Regions from separate parts of the Homo sapiens genome. Here region 1 is linked to region 2. Evidence: chromatin loops called from intact Hi-C (ENCODE). Cell type or tissue: sigmoid colon. All regions are shown on one strand. Each heading gives the region's core, and the rest is flanking DNA. Links, peaks and the distances in the headings are about the cores only.

Evidence for each region. Peaks named below come from ENCODE experiments on the same cell type or tissue, not always from the same donor. Only the 100,000 strongest peaks of a DNase experiment are listed, where the experiment ranks them.
Region 1: a loop joins it to region 2, with 2.4 times the contacts of the local background. A loop is called at or near these places in 17 of 110 quality-filtered maps.

The regions. Positions count from the first base shown.
Region 1 is chr15:70,343,431-70,354,950 of GRCh38, forward strand. No RefSeq gene overlaps it. Among named protein-coding and RNA genes, the nearest start is that of LINC02205, 160 kb to the right of the region's middle. RefSeq lists an enhancer at 968-1,469. In sigmoid colon, for the core only: no CTCF peak of the experiment used is centred there; a DNase peak (open chromatin) is centred at 5,750.
Region 2 is chr15:69,580,065-69,591,584 of GRCh38, forward strand. No RefSeq gene overlaps it. Among named protein-coding and RNA genes, the nearest start is that of PCAT29, 6.4 kb to the right of the region's middle. In sigmoid colon, for the core only: no CTCF peak of the experiment used is centred there; no DNase peak of the experiment used is centred there.

The DNA of each region.
Region 1 (11,520 bases), core at 2,398-10,397, 760 kb after region 2:
TGCAACCAGCACTGTGCTAAAAACCTGTGTGCACTGTCTTGGTAAATCCCAGCAACAAGTATATCTCCATATCACAGATGAGGAAACTGAGGCACAGAAAGGTCAGGTCCTTGGTCAAGACCACACAGCTAGCAAGGAATAGAGCTGGACTTAAACACAGGGAGCTGGATTCTAGGGCCCATGTCTTGAAGGAATTCTCATCTCCTTTCTATGGTCCAGCCTTTTGATTATGTACATTTTCAAACATACATGAAAGAAGAGAAAATAGATATATGGACCCGCAGTGTATCTGTCATCCAGCGTCAGTGTCGATCCACATTTTGCAATCTTATTTCTCCACAGACCTCACTATTTTTAGGAGAGGGCTAGGGTATTTTAAAGCAAATCACAGATATCGTATCCTTTCAACCTTAAGCACTTCAGTCTGCATATGGAATAGATAAGCATATTTTTCTTTCTCATACCGACTATGCTGTTATCACACCTAACAAAATCAGCAGTGACTTCTGGATGTCAGGGGTAAGTCTCTCTGATCATCTCCAAGATGGCTTTTTACAATTGCATCCAATCAGGACGCAAATTAGATCCACCCATTGCGTTTCGTTGCTCTGACACTCAGGTCTCTCTGATTCTCAAGTTTCCTCTCCCCACTTTCCCATGCCAACCAGTTGAACCTCCTTTTATAGATGGGAAATGAGGCAGTGTTCGCGGTCTCTTCCAGGACTAGGCCCCAGCCAGCTCTAGTTCATTTCTGCTGCCGCCGTCGTGGCAGACCCTTCTCTTATTTATTCTTTTCTATTTGTGAACTAGCAGAGAAGTTAGCAAGAACGGGCATCCTCAAGCTCTGTGCGTTCTCAGGATATAATTCACTTTAATCTTTTAAGCATTTGACAGTATTTGCTCGAAAGAAGGAGCAACAAGTACATAATTATTGCACTAATTAAGCTGCCAAAACACAAGCGTGAGGCAAGAGCACCTTTGAAACGGGGAGCCCACGACGCATTAGCATCTGCTGTAAGCTTATTAATCACCTAACAGGCAATTAGCAAGCTGTTACTGTTTGAGGCTGCTATGTAAATAAATTCTTGGGTTAATTTCTTCCTCTGATAATAAAGAAAACATTATGAAAATTAGCTAAGCGACAATGTAAATGATCTTCACTGTTAATTATATGACAGCGTTACATATGCAAGGACCCCAGCGCTGATAAGGGACAGGCTCCCTCCTTCCCCATTGCCCATCCCCAGCCCCCACCTTGGCTCTGCCACTTTAAAAATAAAAGTGTTGACACAGGTAAGGAGGGGGAGCTTTGGGGACTGGAGTCACAGCTGTTTGCTTGCAGCTTGCCCAGAGCAACTGCCAACTCCTGCAAACTGGGATGTTTTGTCACCTGAACCTCAAGTGGCCTTGGGCTGGACCTGTGACCCCAGCTGGCAGGAAGGGAGCAAGGAAGGGGCAGAGGACCAGGCCTGGGGTTCTCCCCACCCATGGCGGCCTGCTCCCTGAGGCCTCGCAGCAGTGCTGAATAGACTCCTGGGTTTATGTCATTGTCACATGGGGGAATTCCTGGGTACTACTGCGCATGTGGCATTGCTAGACAGAGGCCACCTAGCTCACCCATCTGGGTCAGGTGTGTGGCATGAGGCAGGTAGAGGCCCTGTAACTCAAGTTCAAATCCTGCCTCCACCACTCAATGTCTGTGTGACCTTGGACAAGTGACCAAACTCCCCTCAGCCTGTTTTTTCATCCGTGAAATGGAGATGATGGTACCAGAACCTGCAGAGGGTCGCTGTGAACAAATATAAGGGATAATTCTCATAAAGCCCTTAGCACAGAGCCTGCCTATGGTGAGCACCGGATACATGCTCACTGGCATTATCATCACTGATCTGGTCATTCCAAAAGACATTGATCATATGCCAAGATCTGTGCCAAGTGCAAGGAACCTCACAGCCTTGCCATCATGAGATGGGAGAGCCAGGGCATGCATGTCAAAATAGCCAGCCCCGCCATGCAGCCAGGCCACGAGCCAGAGGAGAGGGACAGACCAGGGCCCGAGGTGTTGTGGCAAGGTGGGGAAGGGATGAAGCCAGTATCTGGCTTTCTCAGGGGCTGGGTCTTGGGCACTGTTTTGGTTCTAAGCAAGTCCTGTAGTGTAATGGAGGGAGGATGGCTTTGGATCAGATGATGGTTTGTCTTCCCTTAAGGAAGCTCACTGCTCTGAGCCTTGTTTCTCACTTGGTTATGGAAGCAGAGGTAAGTGACAGGAAGCATCCAGCACAAAGCCTGACACGGTGGATGCACCATGAGGATGGGTCCCCTAAATTGTAGGATGGAGGGCAGACCAGAAAGCCTTCCAGCCAGGGTCAGCCTCTGAGACCTTTAAGGTCCTTTGAGCAGGGCAGAGGGGTCTGTGTACTACTGTTGATGGTTGCCCAGATGCCAGCATCTTGCTTGACCAGGTCCTGATGCGTGTTCCCTTACAAAAGCAATTCCCCGAGTTAGTCCTATCAGATACTCAATGAGGAAAGGGGTTCATGGTCAGTTGAGTTAAGGAAACACCCAGTTAAAAAGGTTTCTTTGCCAGGCGTGGTGGCTCATGCCTATAATCCCAGCACTTCGGGAGGCTGAGGCAGGTGGACCACAGGGTCAGGAGTTCAAGACCAGCCTGGCCAACATGGTGAAACCCCATCTCTATTAAAAATACAAAAATTAGCCGGGCAGGGTGGCGGGCGCCTGTAGTCCCAGCTACTCAGGAGGCTGAGGCAGGGAATTGCTTGAAACCAGGAGGAGGAGGTTGCAGCGAGCGGAGATCACGCCATTGCACTCCAGCCCGGGCAACAGAGTGAGACTCTGTCTCAAAAAAAAAAAAAAAAAAAAAAGATTTCTTTGCTGCAGGGCTTTTCTGAGCATCTAAACACTAATATGCCCATATCACAAAGTGCAAATGCTTCCATACATGAAGAGACCCTACAATCAATAACAAGACCAGCAATCTATTTTTTTTTTTTTTTTTTGAGACTAAGTCTTGCTCTGTCGCCCAGGCTGGAGTGCAGTGGCATGATCTTGGCTCACTGCACCCTCCACCTCCCAGGTTCAAGCGATTCTTGTGCTTAGCCTCCTGAGTAGCTGGGATTACAGGTGACTGCCACCACACCCAGCTAATTTTTATATTTTTAGTAGAGACGGGGTTTCACCATGTTGGCCGGGTTGGTCTCGAACTCCTGACCTCAAGTGATCCACCCACCTCAGCTTCCCAAAGTGCTGGGATTACAGGTGTGAGCCACTGTGCCCAGCCTATATTTTTTAAATGGGCAAAAGTGTATTATCTTGTTCCCTGAAGATGCATACAACCTATGACCCAGCAATTCCAGCCCTGGCTATATATACTCTGCTTTAGAAGTTTTTGCCCATGTGCACTAGGAGATATGTACTAGAATGTTCCTAGCCACATTGTAATAACAAAAATTTGAAGGTGACCCACAAAGCCATCAACAGGAGAAAGGGTAAATTGTGGCATATTCATACAATAAAATATGTTACAGCATTGAAAATTAACAAACTGTAGCTATTGTAACATGGACACATTTCAAAAACAATGCTGAGGACTTCGAAAAATGTTGAATAAAATAATATCAGTTATAGAACTATATATATAGTTCAATACCATTTATATAAAGCCTTAAACATATACAATAATATTTTGTTTAAGCAAATATATAATCTCTTGATAGGAAGATAGATAGAAGATAGATAAAGAAGAATGAGCAAAAGTTATAGACAGTTCACAGAAAATAAAATGTAAATGGCATTATATGTAAATGTAAAAAAATGTAAATACTGGAAGAAAAAAGGCTCATTCTCACTATGACTTAACACATGAAAATTAAAATCACAGTGAAATATAATTTTCTACCTTTTACATTGGCAAAGAACAAAAGTGTGATAATGCATTGTGCTGGTAAGGACAGAGGGAAACAGGCTTGCGCCTAAATTGCTGGTGGGAGGGAATCTGGCACAACTACCCTGGAAGGCAATTTGGCAACATTGATCAAAACTGAGAATGCATATTCCCTTTGACCCAACATTCCATTTCTAGGTTTTCTGCCTTAGAGATAACCTCCTAGGATTGCAAAATGACTTGTGTACAAGAGTATTTACCGCCATGATGATTGCAATAGCAAGAGATTAGAAGCATCCTAAATGTGCATTATAGGACATTTAAATAAATTATGGTACATCAGCTGGATGAAGTGCTATATGGTCATTCAAATGCATGAGACGGCTCTATGTGTACTGATAAGGAAAGAGTGCCAAGATACATTGTTATGTAAAAAAGTGCTATGCAGTATAGTATGCTCCCATTCTATGAAAATATGTGCATATATAATTACCTATGTCATATATTTATATGCGTATAGGCTCACCCATGCATGACTGTCTCTTGAAGGCTTCCCAAGAAAACAATGTGTTCCTCTGATGCGGGGACCTGGGTGGTGGGACAGGAGAGGGAAGGAGACTTACTTTCTGCTGCATGTAAATCACAACTCATAGCAGACCTAGCCCGTCCTTTCCACCTTACCTGTCTCTTCTTCCAGCCTCAAGCAGTGACAGCACTGTGTGAGCATCAGCCCACTTCACAGAAGTGCCATCCTGCTCTTGCACTTCCTCTTGCTTCCCCTTCAGGGCATCTCTGTGGACCTTACCACTTCAGGACCACCCCTAGTGCCCACGATTGCCCAACTCAGACACAAGGGAAAATTATCTTCCATGGAGCCAATCTTCAGCCAATTGGAGACTGGACCTGATGGAAATTTCTTCTCACTTGTCCTTTGCTATAGCAACCCTGAAACACAGTTTAATATGGCTTCTCAGGGAACAGTCCCTTGGGATCCAGCAATCAGTTGCACTTAGCGGCAGCCAGCTCAGTGTCAAATTCTCATGTCGGCTCTTCCTCCTCTGTGGCCACTCCCTAACCCTCTCCCTAGGACTGCACTTCTAATCAAGTCATAGCATCTAAGCTCTGTTTTTTAGGGGGCTTGAGCACAGACAAGCTCTTTTGCACCTTTAGATTTCATCCCTTGTAATGTACCTACTAATACATATGTATATAATATACATATTATACACATTAGCATATATGTATGTGCTAATATGCACCTTGAATCTGCAAGAGGGGATAGAGAATAGCATATATACATTTCCTACTCTTGGTTGACTGTGGACCCTTTCTTGGGTACCCGCTGTCTTCTTGGCATTCCATGGGAAACAGTTGGTAATCCACCCCACACTGCTTTGCGTCCCAGTTCTGTCCTCTGGGGCCCCCTAGACGAGCCTCTGCCTTTATTCCATGACAACCACCTCATAAACTGAAGGCCATTATCCTTCTCCTCTTTTCCAGTTAAGGGTCTTCTGCTACCTTAATAAGGTCTCTGACAGGCTCCCCCAGACCCCTTGACAGCTCAGCCGTTCTCCTCTCTACAGTCTTCAAACCTTGATGTGCTTTTTAATCTATGACACCTAGAAATAAATAAAAATCTTGGAAAGTGGCCGATGAGCACAGACAAAAATAAGGCTGTCACTCTTCCGGCTCTGGACGCGTTGGCTCTGCCCAGTCCGTGGAAGAGGAGAGACTTCCCTGTTTAGCGGCTGCATCACACTCTGGCTTCTATTGATCTCGTGGCCAACAGACTCCCCCCGGTCTTTTGCACAAGACCGGCTGCAAGCCAGCCTCCCACATCCTGTACTTAGGCAATCGATTTTTCTGAACCTGAAATGCAAAGCGCACACTCACTCATCCCTGGTAGGCTGTATCCTGCTAGAATCAGCCGCCGGCCCAGGCCTGCCAGGATCATGTGAATCCTAAATTGGCCAGCACAGCACAGGGAGGTGGAGAAATTTGCCCTTAGGCTGGTCTGCCACAAACTGACTGTGTGACTTTGAACAAGTTCTGTGTCTTTGTAGAGTGGGAAGGGGTGATCTCTAAGGTCTCGCCCAGCCTGACACTCTGAAACACTTGAATGATCACTCTCTCTCCCAGCTTTGTGATCAACCTGCCCTCTGTGTCTGCATCTACCAGGCTGCTGATCCAAGTGTGCTGATGAGTTCAGGGCCAAGCACAGACCTTGAAGGCAGGCTACCAGTGACCCCCTCTAGGTGGAAATGGAACCATCCATCAACCTATTTTGGCTAGGTTTGTTAAATGAGCTATGAAACCAGTAGCTGATTTATGACCAGCCTACATTTGGGTCTGTCTTCTGTTTACTATCCTGCCTTTTCTCATCCATTGGCTTGTACATGTGAAAACACCTGGCCGGGCGTGGTGGCTCACACCTGTAATCCCAGCACTTCGGGAGGCGAGGCAGGCGGATCGTGAGGTCAGGAAATTGAGACCATCCTGGCTAACACAGTGAAACCCCGTCTCTACTAAAAATTAGCCAGGCGTAGTGGCGGGCGCCTGTAGTCCCAGCTGCTCGGGAGGCTGAGGCAGGAGAATCACTTGAACCCGGGAGGCAGAGGTTGCAGTGAGCCAAGATTGCGCCACTGCACTCCAGCCTGGGCAACAAAGCGAGACTCTGTCTCAACAAACAAACAAACTAAAAAAAAAAAACACCTAACACAGTGTCTAGCCGGAAGTCTAAGCAAGGTATGTGCACACTTCTTTTTGCTTCCTTCTCAGCTCTGCTATAACTATGTTCCTGCTCTGTATCTCCTGCCTTCTTTTATACCCAACTTGCCATGTGACTCCATGGCTTTGTGAAATGGACACGGGCTTTGTGACAACCGTGTTTGTCCAGCCGACCACTAAATTGGGCTGAGTGGTCACCAGGAGGTCCCCAGAAGACTGACCTCTGAAAAACTCCATATTAATTCCCATTGATCTTGGACCAAGGAGAGAAAACTTTACACTTGTTTTGCCTTAGTCTTGGGGTAGGAACTAGGTTTTATTTCCATTCTCTGTGTTTCTAAATCCTAACCCCATTGGAAAGATTATGGTGAGCACCTCAGGAAACTTTGCTTCCAAAGGCACATGGAACACACATCCAGGAAAATTAAATTTTACATTTAAATTTAAAAATTTATAAAATAAAAATAAAATGGAAATTCTTCCACCAATGTATTATCTAACAGGTGAAAAAATAATACAGACTAAAGAAAGAGAAAGATGGAAACACTGGTCTTTATGAAATGGACAAGATTCTCCCATTGAGTTACTGGAAAGATTGAATGCAATTCTATGTGGTCTCTCCTGGCAGATTGGCACATTGGGGGTGCTTAATGTTTTGCTTTTGTTTTTGTGTACGAGGGGTATTGGTTCTAATTATTCAGATGTTAGAGAGTTGGAGAGGTCTTTAAAGATCTGCTAATGAATCCTCTTTTTTTTTTTTTCAGACAGAGTCTCACTCTGTGGCCCAGGCTGGAGTGTAGTGATGATCTTGGCTCACTGCAACCTCCACCTCCCAGGTTCAAGCAATTCTCCTGTCGCAGCCTCCTGAGTAGCTGGGACTACAGACATGGACCACCACACCCAGCTACTTTTTTTTTTTTGTATTTTTAGTAGAGACAGAGTCTCACCATGTTGGTCAGGCTGGTCTCAAACTCCTGACCTCAAATGATCTGCCCGCCTCGGCCTCCCGAAGTGCTAGGATTACAGGCCTGAGCCACTGTGCCTGGCCATGAATCCTTTCTTAGCAGATAAGGACCCTGAGGCCCAGAGAGGAGCAGAAGGAGAGGCAGCCACTTGCTAGCTCTTCGTCCTCCCACCGGGAGACCATGTTAAGTTGCTAATGATAGTATAAGGTAGTGATAATGGCTAACACGCATGGAGTACTCACTATGTCCTACCACTGTTCTCCCACCCCATCCTCACAACAACCTTACGAGAGAGGTATGATTATTTTTTCAAGTTTCTAGATGGGGAAACAGAGACACAGAAAGGTTAAGCAATTTGCTCAAGGTCACACAGCAAGTAAGTGGCAGGGCAGGGCTTCTACTCCAGCAGGCCAGCCTCAGAGGCTGCAAACCCAAAGGGCTAAAGCAATGTCTGGGAAAGAACACTGCCTCCCTGCTTCTCCTCTTGCCACTGAAAGGGACTCTCCTCACAGCTGCAGCTCCTGTCCTCGTCAACCATTAGCTGGCCAATGCCATTCCTCCACTCAGCCCCCTGAAGGACCCCTCATTGGGTGAGAATCAAACCACACACCCGCTTTCCTCCTCGGTCCACACGTGACTCTGGCCTGTCCGAGCTCCTGCTCACTGCCCTCCAGCCACACAGGCCTCCTGGCTGTTCCTTGAACCCACTGAGTTCATTGGCTACTCAGAGACCACACACCTACTGTTTCTTCTGCCTGGAACACTCTTCCCCTGGGTTTAATTCAGGTCTCTGCACAAATGTCACCTCCTCAGAAAGGCTTTCCCTGAACCATTGAAAGTTCTCCTCTCCCTCCCTTGACTGTCATTCTCTTCCCCCTCCCTTGCTTTATTTCTCTTCCCAGTGCTTATCCTGACCTGAGGGGTTTGCATGATCTATTTGGGCCTCCATTATTTGCCTCCCCCACTAGAAGGTGGGAGGCCGTGAGCTCCCTGCTGCATCCCTAACACCTAGCACAGTGCCTGGCACATTGCAGGCATCCAATCCATCTTTGTTAAAAGAATGACTAGATGCAATTGCCTCACTCTCCTGACATCCAGGCCAGGGCTCAGGCACCAGGATCACCTGCTGGATGAACACAATCAGCACAGGCAGGAGGCAGCTGTCTTAAACATCCCCACCCTGGACTCCTCCTCCACATGTTGAATCCTGGAGAACAGACAGGGGAGAGCTGGCTTTCTAGGGTGCAGTGGGCAAGAGCAGCCCGGGGAACTCATCATCAGGGTCTAAAGGGCACATAGGGAACAGACTGGAGCCAGGGGCCAGGAACAGGGGAGGAAGCAGCCCCCACAGGGCTAACCAGGCCCAAGACAGCATCATTTCCAAAGGCCCATCCACGAGGATCCTAGTATGTAGAGCCAAGGCTTGAAAGCACAGACTCCAGAGCCAGCCCACCTATTCCTGGTCAGTAACCTTGGACAACCAGTGCTCAGCTGGCCTCCTCATCTGCAAGGCTGCAGTGGAATGAGCTGCTGGACATGAAATGCCCAGCCCAGGGCCTGCAGGGCAGAGATGCTTGTCACACACACCTTTCTCCTCTCTTTGGTTCACCTTTCCCCTTTTCTCCTTCCCCTAACTCTCCAATACCTTTGCCCTTCACACTTTCCTTCAGAGTCAGGCTGGCTAAGGCTTCCAGGCTGATGCATTGTCCATGAGGGCAGGGAAGACACTCCCCCAAAACTTATATGTACTGTATTGAGTCTTCCAGAGACCCTGCACACTTTCTCCTAAGCTCAAGAGCTCCTGGAACATGGCACTGGAGGCGCCTTGATTACATGCAAGAGGAGAGGAAGGGAGTCCACAGTACTTCCTTGTGTTTGTTTCTGTACTTGAAGTAAAATTCACGGGACATAAAATCAACCATTTTAAAGTGTACAGTCCAGTGGCATTGAGCGCCTTCATGGGGTTGTGCAACCATCACCTCTATCTAGTTCCGGAACATTTTCATTGCACCCAAAGGAAACTCCATACTCATTACACGGTCTTTCCCCATTCCCCCTGAGCCCCTGCAACCCCGAGCCCTCCCCGAGCCCCTGCAACCACTAGTCTGCTTTCTGTCTCTGTGGATTTGCCTATTGCGGACATCTCATTTAGATGGAGTCATACAATGTGATCTTTGTGTCTGGCTTCTTTCACTCCATGTAATATTTTCGAGGTTCATCCACATCGTAGGAGGTATTAGTACTTCATTTCTTTTCAGGGCTGAATAATATTCCCCAGCAGCACTTCTTAATTCATAAGAAAGACAGTGGCCATTCCACATTTGGGCAGGGCTTTTCCTGGAGCTGGGCAGGGGCATGTGGAAGGAATTCAAAGAAGGAGTAAGGAGGGAAGACAGGGAGTAGGAAAGACGGAGGAAGGAGGGAGGGAAAGAGAGAGGGAGGGACGCCACCCTATAACAAGGATGAATGCAAGCAGCAGGGCTCAAGAGGATGCAGCTTCCAAGCCATGAGGGTGCATTTTGGTGACACTCAAAGATCAGCGAACGGTAAACACCTGAGCTAGGCAGCCCCGGGCTGGGCACGAAGCCCCAGAAGTTACAGCTTCTGCCCTGTGCATCTCGCCCACTCGCCGTTCTCACAACTTTCTCTTCTTGCACATGGGTCCTTTGGCAAGGCTGGCACCCCTGCCACCCTGCAAATACAATGAACACCCCACTCTTTGGAGAGGCCTTTCCTCTCTTCCACTGCTGGGGGACCTTGGTGCGCGTCAGGGTAGCTGCAGGGGCCGACTGCACTGTCCTGGCACCTTTGCCAGATCACAGAGGCCTGGACCCCCCACTACTTAGCTGTGGGCCAGAGCTTTGGCTTTGCACTTTGTGTCGAGGAGACATTCAGGGGACAAGCCAGGGCAGACGGGACTCCCACGTTCTTCGTTTGTTCCTTCACAAGGGTGTGGGGGTGGAACTGCAGGATGGGGCTTCCCTGGGATGGTTTAATTCAGTACAGAGACCCTTGTTTTTCCTGGAGCTTGGAAAGCCAGTTCTCCACACCTGGGGCTTAGCTGTGTCATGCCAGGGAGCCCAGCCAATCGAAATATTGACTGAAGTCAGGTTTGAAGGCTTTTGATGACCCAGCTTTGTTTGTGTTTAATGGGCTTGGAAATTTAGATGCCCTTCCAATTCAAACTGGTCTGCCAAGGGTCTTTTCCCCCTCCCTGTTTTGTTTTGAATATTGGTTTGTTAAGTGGTTCACAAGAAAAATTCAGGTTTGGGTTCGGTTCAAGGATCAACAAATGTGTGCAGTTAGTTCTGGTCTGGGGTGCGCGGTTCAGACCAGTCTGAGGCTTTGGTTCAGAGAGAGAGGACAAAGCCCGCCGTTCACCGGGCAGGAGGAAGCACCGGCCCCCCTGCCCCTGCGGCCCCGCTGTGGGCCTGGGCCCGGCCTCTGCTGCATTTAGACTGGGAGCTTCAGCCCTCCAACCCCGGTGTGTCTCCGGAGGGCAGCACTGTTTGATTGATTTTGAAAGTACGACAGTAAAACAGTTAATAAAAACCCGATAGGTCTGTGCAGAGGCACTCCCCATACCACCTAAATGAGCGCTATTCATCAAGGCTGGGCACAGACGCCCGGAGCGCCTCATACAGAGGAGGGGTTGGGTAACCACTGCCCAGCGCCTCAGGGACCCCAGCTTCCCCTGTCTGCTCTCAGCCCCCAGTGAAGATGAAAACGTCTGCCTCTGGAATTCCAGCTTCCCCTTTTATTAAGGCAGAGGTTCTCAAAGTGTGGTCCCAGAACCGCCAGCAGCATGGCCCCTGGGAACAGGTTAGAAATGCATATTCCTGGACCCCACTCCTTGCTAAGCCTGAACTCTGCGGTTGGGGCCCAGCTATCTGTGTCTTGTCAGGCCCTCCAAGAATTCTGATGCAG
Region 2 (11,520 bases), core at 1,076-9,075:
GTTCTGGTAGGGAAGAGTTTACAATGAGTAGGGTCAAGGGTTGTTTTCTGCTTTGTAGTGTTGATTCCAGAGGCTGCCTCATCTGTTGTCTGGCAGCAACGGCACACTGGCCATTGACATGGGCAAAGGTCACTGTACTGAGATGTGAGTGCAACAGAATCATGGGGCAGCTTTAGCAGACCATCATCAGAGACAGCTCAGTGGATGCAGCTGCCTTCTGAGGATAAAAGATTTGGATTCAACTCGGGTGGGTGAACTTGGACAAGGTGCTTAACCTTACCAAGACTCAACTTCCCTATCTGTAATAGGGGACTCTTAATACCTACCCTTTATGCTTGGTGAAGATAAAGTGAGAGTCATGAGAGAATGTCCTCCTCTCCTTCTTCCATTGACGTCAATTCATGATCACTGACCTCATCGGGCAGTTATCTGACTCAGGTGTATCAGATCTAGCGGGTACAGTGACCTCTGTGCCACTCATACGCCCCTCAGTTATTAGGTACCAGGCTTCTGGTGATGTGAAGAGTGTCTGTTGTAGCCACTGTTTCTGAATTGTTAATAAAATAAGACAGCTCTGGTCTGGAGGAGAGTTGGGGAGAAGCCCAGGAGTCTGCTTAAACCCCATGTCCAGGTGGGCATCCCCGACTGCTCTTCTTCCCTCCCTAAAGGTTCTGGGGATTCAGCCTGTTGCAACTTCCTCATTAACCCTTTCACCCATCATGGTGCTCATGGTGGGGTTCTGTCCCTGAGCCTGGCTGGGGAATGGAAAGAAGCCTCTCAGCATGCCACCACTCCCCTCACCGTTCCCAAAGACAAGCACTCTGGCCATTTGCATAATGGGGGCTTTATCACTAATCAGAGAAGGTAAACACACCAGGCAACAAAACAGTAAGCACATAGAAAGGCAAAGTTTTCAGAAATCTACAAATCCCTGATGCCGCAGGCCCTCACACATGGAGGCCCTACTGGACTTATTCTTTCTGTGCCAGGCTGGGTGAAGAGGACAGGAGCTAGCAGCTTTGATCCGCTCTATCATCACACTTGCAGTTTCAGGGGACTTCCAGACCAATCAACCACTCACTCCATCCCCTTTGCCTACCCCAACGCTAGCCCCTCTGTCCCAGCATTGTCTGGATCTCTACTTTGTCTTTGCCTGTCTCTGAACTGTGGGCTCCTTGAAGGGAAGAAGAAAGGTATTTTCTTCTTTCCTGTGTCCTCAGAGCTATCATATGTTTCCAAGAAGGGGATGGGGAAGTTTGGCCTCAGGTGTGAGGAGTAGTTGCCTGGGTCATTGGCTCACAGTGGGGGTGTTTCTGGGGTCCATGCAGTTACTCAGATGGTGCTCACCTTGCTGGGCTCTGTCCTACTCTCTCCTTCTTCTAAAGCATGCTTCTGGGGTGTGACAGGTACACTCAGAGGGATAGCCATCAAAGTGCATTCCTAGCTTATCCTTCCTTCCATCGAACTGCCTGCTGAGTGGTTTGCCCCAGTAAGAATTCGCCAAGTTCTTGTCTTAATTCTATTCTATTACACCTCATAAAGGTTGTAGCCCAAACGACTCTGAGTTTCAGGACCACAAAGCATCAGTATAGGAGGAAGCCTTGGAGAGTGTGTGGTCTGTCTGAAAAAAAATAAGTGGATAAAAAATGGGATGGTGCCTCCTCAAACATGAGTGTCTTTGTCAATGATCCCACTAGCCTTCTGGGCCACAGCCAACATGGAGGGCTAAGGTGGGCATGGTTCTAGTGCAAGTCCCTGAACAGGTACACGCCATCTGTCAGCAGGCATCTGCAGATGTTCAGATTTGGGCAGCCTGGCAGAAGATTTTGGGGTGCAGGCGATGGTTGGATTTTTCAGATTAAGCTTTGAGGTTTAACTACCCATAAATGACTTCAAGGTCTATTGCATGCCACCATTTGTAAATTGGCTGAAGTGGAATGTGAATTGTTGGTGTTTGAGGCTCATAAAAGGGAATGAGATTTGGCCTGGGAAGGGTCTTGTCCATTGACCAGTATCTCATCCCAATTTGCCCTCAAGTGTTCAAACTCATGAATGATAACCAAGAAAGCCAACTACTGGGGTTGTGGGTAGCAGTGTGGAGGAAGAGGCCATGGAGAATAAGAAAGTGAAGATTTTAAGCCAGAAAATAGAAACTTGAGGTAACTTAAGCTTTTCTTTTTTCTTTTTTTTTTTTTGAGATGGAGTCTCACTCTGTCATCCAGGCTGGAGTGTAGTGGGGCAGTCTCAGCTCACAGCAGCCTCCATCTCCCAGGTTCAAGCAAATTCTCCTGCCTCAGCTTCCTGAGTAGCTGAGATTACAGGTGCACAACACAACCCTGACTAATTTTTGTATTTTTAGTAGAGATGGGGTTTCACCATGTTGGCCAGGCTGGTCTTGAACTCCTGAACTCAGGTAATCCACCTGCCTTGGCCTCCCAAGGTGCTGGGATTACAGGTGTGAGCCACTGTGATTGGTCATAATTTTCAGGTATATATATATCTGAAATAAAAAATATATATATATATATTTATTTTACCATATGAGATAAGTTGTGTTTTATACTATGTCTTAGTCCATTTTCTGCTGCTATGACAGAATACCACAGACTGGGTAATTTATAAAGAAAATAAATTTATTCATTACAGTTCAGGAGACTGGGAAGGCCAAGGTTGAAGGGTTGGCATCTTGCAAGGGCCTTCTTGCTGTGTCATCTCATGGTAGAAGGCAGAAGGGCACAAAAGCCCAGGAGAGCAAAAGAGAGCTGAACTCACTTTTATAACAACCCATGCTTGTAATAATGAACCCTTTCTCATGATAATAACATTAATCCACTCATAAGGGTGAAGGCCTCCTGAATTAATCACCTCTTAATTATCCCACCTTTTAACACTGTCATGATGGCATTTAAATTTCAATGAGAGTTTTGGGAGGGACTTTCAAACCACACCATGCTGGTATTAGTAAATTTGGAGATTCACAAAATCTTTGGGATATATTCTTTGGAAATGTTATAGTAAACCTAACGCAATAGCAAAAATCTAGAAACAACTGAAATATTCCTCAGTAAAAGTGGTTATACAATAGGATCAATACATAATGTTTATATTAACAATTAAGCATGATATTACTGATATGTACTAAATATATTATGGTACTTTCATACTATAGAATGTATTACAGTTGTTAAAAAAATTTAAGTGATGGTTTAATAAATGAAAAAAGCAAGGTGCAGAGAAGAATGTGTTAGTATGAATCCAAATCCATTTATGAATTTCTTTTAAAAGCTTATGCACATTTATCTCAGGAGAGGCTCCATTTTTTTATTCTGGGAAGATACACAGGAATCTGTTGATGAGGGCTACCTGCAGAATCTGCACATCAACTCTCTGAGCCTCCGTTTTCTCACTTGTATAGTTGGCTTTGTAATCTCATATTCAGGATGTTTGTTAAACTCCAAAGGGACACCTCCTGGGCATAGCCAGCCATAGAGCCTAATAGAAACAGCAGCTATTGGTGTGTGCTCGAGGCAACGTGATGGGGGGACGTTCCATGACCTCTGCAGTCAGGCAGATTAGGGATTGCTACCCTCTACTTGTATGGATCAGAGGGGAGCTGTCTCTTGCTTCTGAGCTTCAGTTTTTTGTACAAATTCTTAAATGTAAAGATCCTAACGTAGCCCCTGGAATAGACCATGTGTTAGTTCTGCTTCTGCACAGCTGTGGAAGTCACACTCTGTAGGACTTCCTGACAACTGACTGTGGGCAAAAGGGTGCTTCCTATGAACCCTCCTGGGGCTCTGCTGAGCCTGGAGGCCCCCCTCCTGACTGGCAACGGAGAGAGGCCTGCTCTGGGAAGTGTTCCCACCCATCAGGCTCCTCACACTTCACTGGCTAGTGGATAGCCTTCCGGAAGCAGGCCTAAACACCCAAAATCAATTTGCTAAAAGCCAACTTGCCAAACGATCAATTCACTGAATGACTAATTTGCCATAGGACTAAGGATTTGTTTTCTAAATTTCAGTTTCCCTGTGGCTTTGCACAGAAGTTCTGGTTACAGAATTTTGCATGAGCGTCAAAGTTTAGATGCTGAGCCCAACTCCAGCACTCAATATTTTATATAGAAAGGATAGACTTGCCCCATCTCTCAGCCTCTGCCCCTGAATCTGCCTCTTCTCTGCTTTTTAAGTAAGTCTTTCTTTCAGATGCAGTTTCTATCTTCTCAAAAGTTGTTTTTTTCCAACCTGGCCCTATGTTTTCTTATGAACAGACATCAGCGATGATAGTAGATTTTTTATGGAGTAGGGGCCCAGAACTTAGCCCTAAGGAGGTTCAATACCATGCACTGGGGTAATTAGTGGAATAAAAGAAAGGGACATTTCTTGCAAATGTGAGTTTGTGATCTACGACTTATATCTACTTATTGTTATTATTTATCATTTTAATTTAAGTTGTAATAGACATTGAAATAGCATTTCAAGGTGAAGAGATCTATTTATTTGTTTATTAGATTTTAGATTCTGAAGCTTAGTTTAGAAGCATCTTATAGCCAGCACATAAGTGGATAAAATGTGTAGTCACTCCAAACCAGTAGTTTAAGATCTTGAGTTATTTTAACCCTTGATTTCCCTACATTTCTTATTTATTTCTATCTCCATGTCTATCTACCTAACCTTATGCCTATACCTATCTATGAACAGGCAATTCAGAAAAGCAGACTGATCCCAAATGTTTTCATATGCTTTGGAATGTGTGGTACTTTTTTAATTTCTAGATTTTCCCTCTTAGTAGTCTTCACTTACATCTGCACCCATTTCATATACTTGTACCTAGTAAACGTTAATTAGTTTTCTTATTAACTTTTTCATCAGACCACCATGGTCTCTTGAACAGAAAACTGTGCGGTTGACCTCTGGGCAAGTTAACTAATTTCACTGAGACTCAATGTCTTCATCTGCAAAGTGGGTGCAAAGTGGCCCATTCCTCGGGGGTCTCAGTTTTCTCATCTGTTGCATGGGATAATAATCTTGTCCCTGGACTGCTACTCTACCAGGAAGGTTGTGAAGGGGTTTATGATAAGATAGAGGTTGGAATGTTATGGGTTGAATGTTTATGTCCCCTCAAAATTCATATGTTGAAGCCCTAAACCCCAGTGTGACTGTAATTGGAGATGGGGCCTTTAAGGGAATAATTAACATTGAATAAAGCCATAAGGGTCGGGCCCTGAACTGATGGAACTGGTGCCTTTGTAAGTAGCAATCTCTCCCTCTATCCGTGTGTGCTTGTGGCAAGGAGAGGCCGTGTGAGAACATAGTGAGGAGGCAGCCGTATACAGGCCAGGAAAAGGCACCTCCCCAGAAACGGAATCCACTGGAACCTTGATTTTGGACTTCCAGCTTTCAGAATTGGGAAAAAACAAATTTCTGTTGTTTCAGCTGCCCAGTATTCTGCAGTATTTTGTTATGGTAGCCCCAGCAGACTAAAACAGAATGCCTGATTCCTGAAATCACGCCATCATTCTAGGGGTGTCTGTCTTGGAGCCTGGACTGGGAGTCCTGGGCCTGAAAGCCTGAGAGATGGCAGTGTGGGAGAGGCCACTTTCTAGGCAATGGGGAGAGAAGGAACCATCTCTTGGGAACATCAGCTTCTTTTGGGACGCTCCGCTCTGGGCTGCCTGTCCCTAGCCTCCATGGGCCAGGCTGACTGTGGACCCATCTCTCAGAGTAGCAAGGATCCTAAGCTCTGAATACTCAACGTCATCACTAGATTCCTGTTTAAAAAGTCTATTGAGCGGAAATATATGGAGTTGTGCTTTCTTAAGAAAAATCCAACATTTCTTCTAATGTTTGGTGAGGGAGCTGCTGAATGTGTCCTAGCACCTTGTGAACCCTGTGTCCTTGCCCCTCCATGTTCTGGAAGTCCTGGCTTTGCAAAGCCAAACAGGGGTCTTTGATAGCCAATCACTCTTAGCTCAGATTCGCATGAAAGAACCTGGTTTTGCCCAATGCCACACCTCCAGCCTCTCCTCCACAATCCTCTGGAATGTAGAGCTCCAGCTCTGCCAAGACCCTCCCACACCAGAGCAGGCAGCATCCTCTGACCTGGCTCTATCAGCCCTCCCTCCCCTTCCCCCTGGTTCCCTCTTCCCTAGAGCACAGGAACGCAGCGCCAAGGCTGGGGTTGTGGCACATCTTTCTCTCTCCTATTCCACAGTCTACCTTCCCTTCCTTCTCTCTTTCCAGCCCCCATATGAGAGCTAGTGAGCCAATGTATGGAAAAGCAATGCGGGTGGAGAAGTGAGAGAGGCTGGTGGGTCTGGGATAGTCAGGGAGGCCTTCCTGGAGGAGGAGACCCCAGGCTAGGCTTTAAAGGATGGATAGGTTTGGAAGCACAGAGAGGGAAGGACAAACTCTAGAACTCAGAGTTTAAGGATGGGTGTGGGGACCCTGGCTTAAGACTGTGGCATAGGGTGGAGGCCAGGGGTGTGCATGTGGAGCTGGGAGGGGACTGGCTAAGAGAAGTCTGGAAAGCCAAAGCCCAGATATTTTCTTTGATGCAGAACCCGGTGGTCCCTGGCTGCAACCGCTGTAGCTAAATAAAGCAGTCACTGTGATTTTGAAACCACAGTGGGCTTGTTCCACTGTGATGGCAACTAATTACGGATTGTAATTTGTCTAAACACAGGGAGGTGTTTTGACCTGAATAGTAATAATGTGACAGGCTTCCTTTGGTGTCTTCCTGCTGCTGGTCCACTAGCCAGGGGCACGTCTGCATGCCCGCCCTGCTGTGGATGCCCGGCCAGGACAAGGGGAAGCAGGGGCGATGTCCACCCTGGCACAGGGAATGGTCTTCTCTGGATCTTCAAGAGGCAGGCCCTGGCGGTGGTCAGAGCCACAGAGGGACTTGGGGTCCAATCCTTGTCTGTAAACTTGGGACCAACTGTACCGGGTTGTCATGGAGATGAAACAATGTGGAGGGGAAGGCACCTGCGCGTGGTAGGTGCTGGATGCATGGGAGCTGTGACAACTGTCATTAGCACAGCTAAGGTGACTTCATTTTACAGTGAGGAAACTGAGCCCCAAGGGGACCCTTGGCTGAAGTTCCGTAGTCACAGGCTTTGGGGCTTTCTGAGGACTCCCCTCAGCGTCCTCTCATCCATGCAGCTTCCAAACAGTATGAGTTTCCTCTCTCCATCTTGTCTGTAAGCCCTAAGAGAATGAGGCTGTGGCATAAAGTGCCGTGCCCTCTCCCTGCCCCAGCATAGCCTAGCAGAGGTCCTAATAAATATTTCACAGTCACTCAGAATCATCATGTGGACAAGTCACTTTATCTCCCTGAGCCTCGGCTTCCTCATTTGTGAAATGGGAATAATGACTGCCTATCTGATGGAGCAGTTGTGAAAATGAACATGCAGAATGTGCTTGGTAAGTGGTGGTTCCCCCCATTCCCCCACCACCATTGCAGTCCAACAATGCGGCTTCATCAAGAATCAAATCCAAGGAGAGGCCTTCAGGGATGTGTGCAACCATTTCCTCTGTGCCTGCAGGGAGAATGCTGGCCCAGCAGTGGAATATCCCAGGTGGATTCAAGGCCATGTCTGACCCTGATGATGTCCAGATATGAACTCTGAACCCTCCATGGGGGCTTGGTTTCTGTGCCTGATCCAGTTCTCTCTTTACAGCTTCCAAACAGTATGAGTTTCCTCTCTCCATCTTGTCTGTAAGCCCTAAGAGAATGGGGCTGTGGCATAAAGTGCCGTGCCCTCTCCCTGCCCCATAATAGCCTAGCAGAGGTCCTAATAAATATTTCACAGGATCTGAGTGCAGAGTGCTCACTTTACAGCTGGAGAAGCTCTGAAAGGAACATGATGTTCCTGCAGAGCCCGGACTTATAGCCAGGTCTCCTGACCCACTCCACAGCTCTTTCTGCTGCCCTGTTGAGCTCACATCAGAGTTGTCCTCTGCCTAGAATTCTTCCCAACCCCTCTGCTTGTCTGGATCTCATGTAGCCTCTGGGCCTCAGCTGAGCTCTTACAGCCATGACTCCCAACCTTGACTTGGTTGAATCAATCCCCCTATGCTTCATTCTTACATCATCTGGGGCAGAGATTTCTGGTTCCTTCCTGACATCCATGATTACCTTCTTCTTTTGTAATAACTCCTGATTTAACGAGGAAGAAACATGTACAGTTAAAAGACCACATTTCACAGCCTTCCTGGCAGCTAGGACGTTGCTGAGTAAGCCTTCCAGGAAATTGAGAAGGAGTCAACTCCTTTTTTTCTCTTTGCATTTTGTTCTTTAGACCTTTCCTTCATTTTACCCAGAACACAAATGTGATGGCTGGAGCTACAGCACCTATTTTGGGCTTGTGTGCTAAGGATATGATTGCAGAAAGATAGGAAACCCTGAGGACTTTGTGGGAGCCATCGTTCCCACCCTGGGCTGCCCATTTCTAGACTTGTTTTATGGAAGAGATAAAGCCTTCATTTGTTTTCATCACTATAGTGGATTTCTGTTACTGGCAACCAAACCCAATCCCAGTTGATAGGGGACTCCTTGTAGTTCTGTCATAGTTCATGATAATTATGGTCAGAATCATTTAATGCCTCCCTCACTAAACTGTGTGCTCCGTGAGAGCAGGGACCCCATCTGCCTTGTTTACTTCTGTATCCCCAGCAACCAAAACAGTGCCTGCCACTGTTAGTGCCAGTAAATGCTTAGTAAATCTTTTGGGGTGATTATATCCCAGTGAATACTTGGTGGTCTAGCAGAAGTCCTAAGGGATCATTTGAGGAAAAAGTGGCTCTGATAGTGGCCTTCATACTAATTGTGACAGGCTGCCCCAGCTGCTAGCAACTACCTTTCCTTTCCTGGTAAGTTGGCTCCTCGATATCATCATTTAAAAATCAAATTTTTGATGGAGTGTGGTGGCTCATGCCTATAATCCCAACACTTTGGGAAGCCGAGGTGGGAGGATCACTTGAGGCCGGGAGTTTGAGACCAGCCTAGGCAACATAGTGAGACCTTGTCTCTTATTAAAAAAAAATCAGCTGGGCATGGTGGCATGTGCCTATAGTCCCAGCTACTTGGGAGGCTGAGGTGGCAGGATTGTTTGAACCCAGGAGTTGGAAGCTATCGTGAGCTGTGATTGTGCCACTGCCCTCCAATCTGGGCAACAGAGAGAGAGACCCTATCATACACAAAAAATAAAATAAAATAAAAATAAAATTTAAAAAACAGAATTTTAATTTTTTCCAATATGAAAGTCTCTTTCAGGATATTCTTTTATAACCTCACTACCTATAATAGCTGCTTAAAAATACACAAAGAACAAGTAGAACACACAGGAAAACCAACTTTTTTCTTTTCACTCTCAGTTCTATGCAGTTGCTTTTTTCACATAGGCCCACATAAAAACTTGCATCAACCCCCACTCTAATATCATACTAGAATTTTCCCACTTATTAAAAAGTTGGACTGAGTGATAATTTTTAGTGGAGAGACTGCAACTTGTTTCCCATCGAGGAGAATTACTTGGCCTGTTCCCTCTTCATTTTGTACTTTTTGTTTGAACGATGCTATCATGAACCTCTCTTTGTGCCCAAAGCTTTTTCTGTACTTAGGATTATTTTCTTAGATAGATTCTCAAAGTGGAATTATTTGATCAAGGGAGGTATACATGTTCCAGTGTCATTTTGCAAAACAGGAATCAATGCACAATTAAGGGAATCTTAAGGGAGAGACCCACTCATTTTTTCTTTTTCTTTGGGCTCAGTTTCCCTAGCTGTAAAACTGAGCAGGTCCAAACATAGAGAGCTCTAGCTTCCCTTACAGGTTCGAAGTTCTGCTGATGGTTCAGGAATGAGGCTTCTGAGATCTTTCAGGGCACAAAGTCGTAAGACGACCTGGGTTTGTCAGCCATTGCCTCTGGTTCACCCTCTTAAAAGCTGACCTTCACCATGGGGAAGTGGGTCATTGGAGCCTCCAAGCTGTCTTCCTGTGTTTTCCTCACAATAATACTCCTTCCCCAGCTGCCAGCAAGCTTATGCTCTAGTGCAACCCTAACCCTTCTAGAGAGGGTGGAAAGCTTCATATCCTAGAGTCTGAGGGATGTGAAGTTGGGGATTCACCTTTGAAAGCAGTAGCAAGAAGAGGGCAATGCTTAACCCAAAGGGACACCTTGAAACTAGAACATCAGACCCCACTGCAGGCCACTGAGGGACCTCAGCCCACATGGCACGTAAACTACTCGTGCACAGCTGGAGATACCATTTATGCTCTGTGGCGAGGCTTCTCGGCCTTCTCCTCCGTAAGATCATATTACTGCACTTATTTTCATCTCAGTGACCTGCCAGACTGTGAGCTCCTTGAGGACAGTGATTCCTCTGATGTGTCTGCATCTGAGACACAGCAGGTGCTCACTACTTATTTTAAGTGAGCAAGAGAAGGGAGATGCCCCGATGTGATGGGAAGAATTCATGGCGAGATGGGGAGGAGAGCCAGAGCTCAGACAGGAAAGAGTGGGAGGGAACAGCTGACGGTGGGAAAAGTCCTGGGATGCTCCTTTCTCTGATTCAAGACAACATAAACTGAACCAACTCCCAGTCCCTGCAGCCTGGCCCTTCTTGTGTGTGCAGCTTGTAGGCCCTGAGGTGGATGTTTAGGGAATGAGTCCTCAAAGCATATACGTTGGCAAGGGTGGCAGAGCGCTGTGGGAGAAGGAGAAGCATGTGCAGAAAGAGGAGGCCAGGGGACCTTATGGCTCCTTTGTCCATCCACAAAGCATTAGTTTATTTATTCACTCATTTTTTCATCCAATATTTTTTAGCATCTGCTATGTATTATGTTCTGTGTTAGGTGCTGGGTGTTCAAGGAGGTAAATGAGAGCTGTGGTCCCTGCAAAGGCCAAGAGCACTCTGAGGAAACATCAGTACCTGGGGAGGCAGTGTGTGGTACCCAGCGGAGTGTGTGATGGGTGATGGGCATGGGCGGAACACTCACACAGAAGTGGCAGCGTGCCACAGGGGTGGCTGCAGGGGTGGCCATGCCTGGGGAAACGCGACTGCCTGGTTTGTCAGTGGGCCCTGTAGGACAGCAGTGAGGCACCTCCCAGGCAGCTCTGCAAGTGGCACTCCAAAGGAGAGCTGGAGAATAGAGGAGGGAAAAATGGGAATTCCTTGAGTCATAATTGGGTAGAGCTTTAGAAGGGGTTGAAGGTCATAAGTGGGAAACATGAGCCTAGAAAATATTGCTTACACATGAAAAAATGGCAGGCAGGATCAAACAGCAAATTGCAACCTGACATGCATGCTAGGGTCATGTCTGTGAAAATTCTACCTTTGGGAGGTAATGTGCCAAAAGAAAAAAAAAAAGAGACAAGAGAGAAGACTGTTGATTGAATGATGGGGGTAAGCTTATGGGTGATTTGTTAGATGGTTTTAAATGTTTAATCTTATTATGTAGTAGCTATAATCTTATCATTACAGTAGTAATACTAAAATTGAGGAGTAGAACAATGATAGA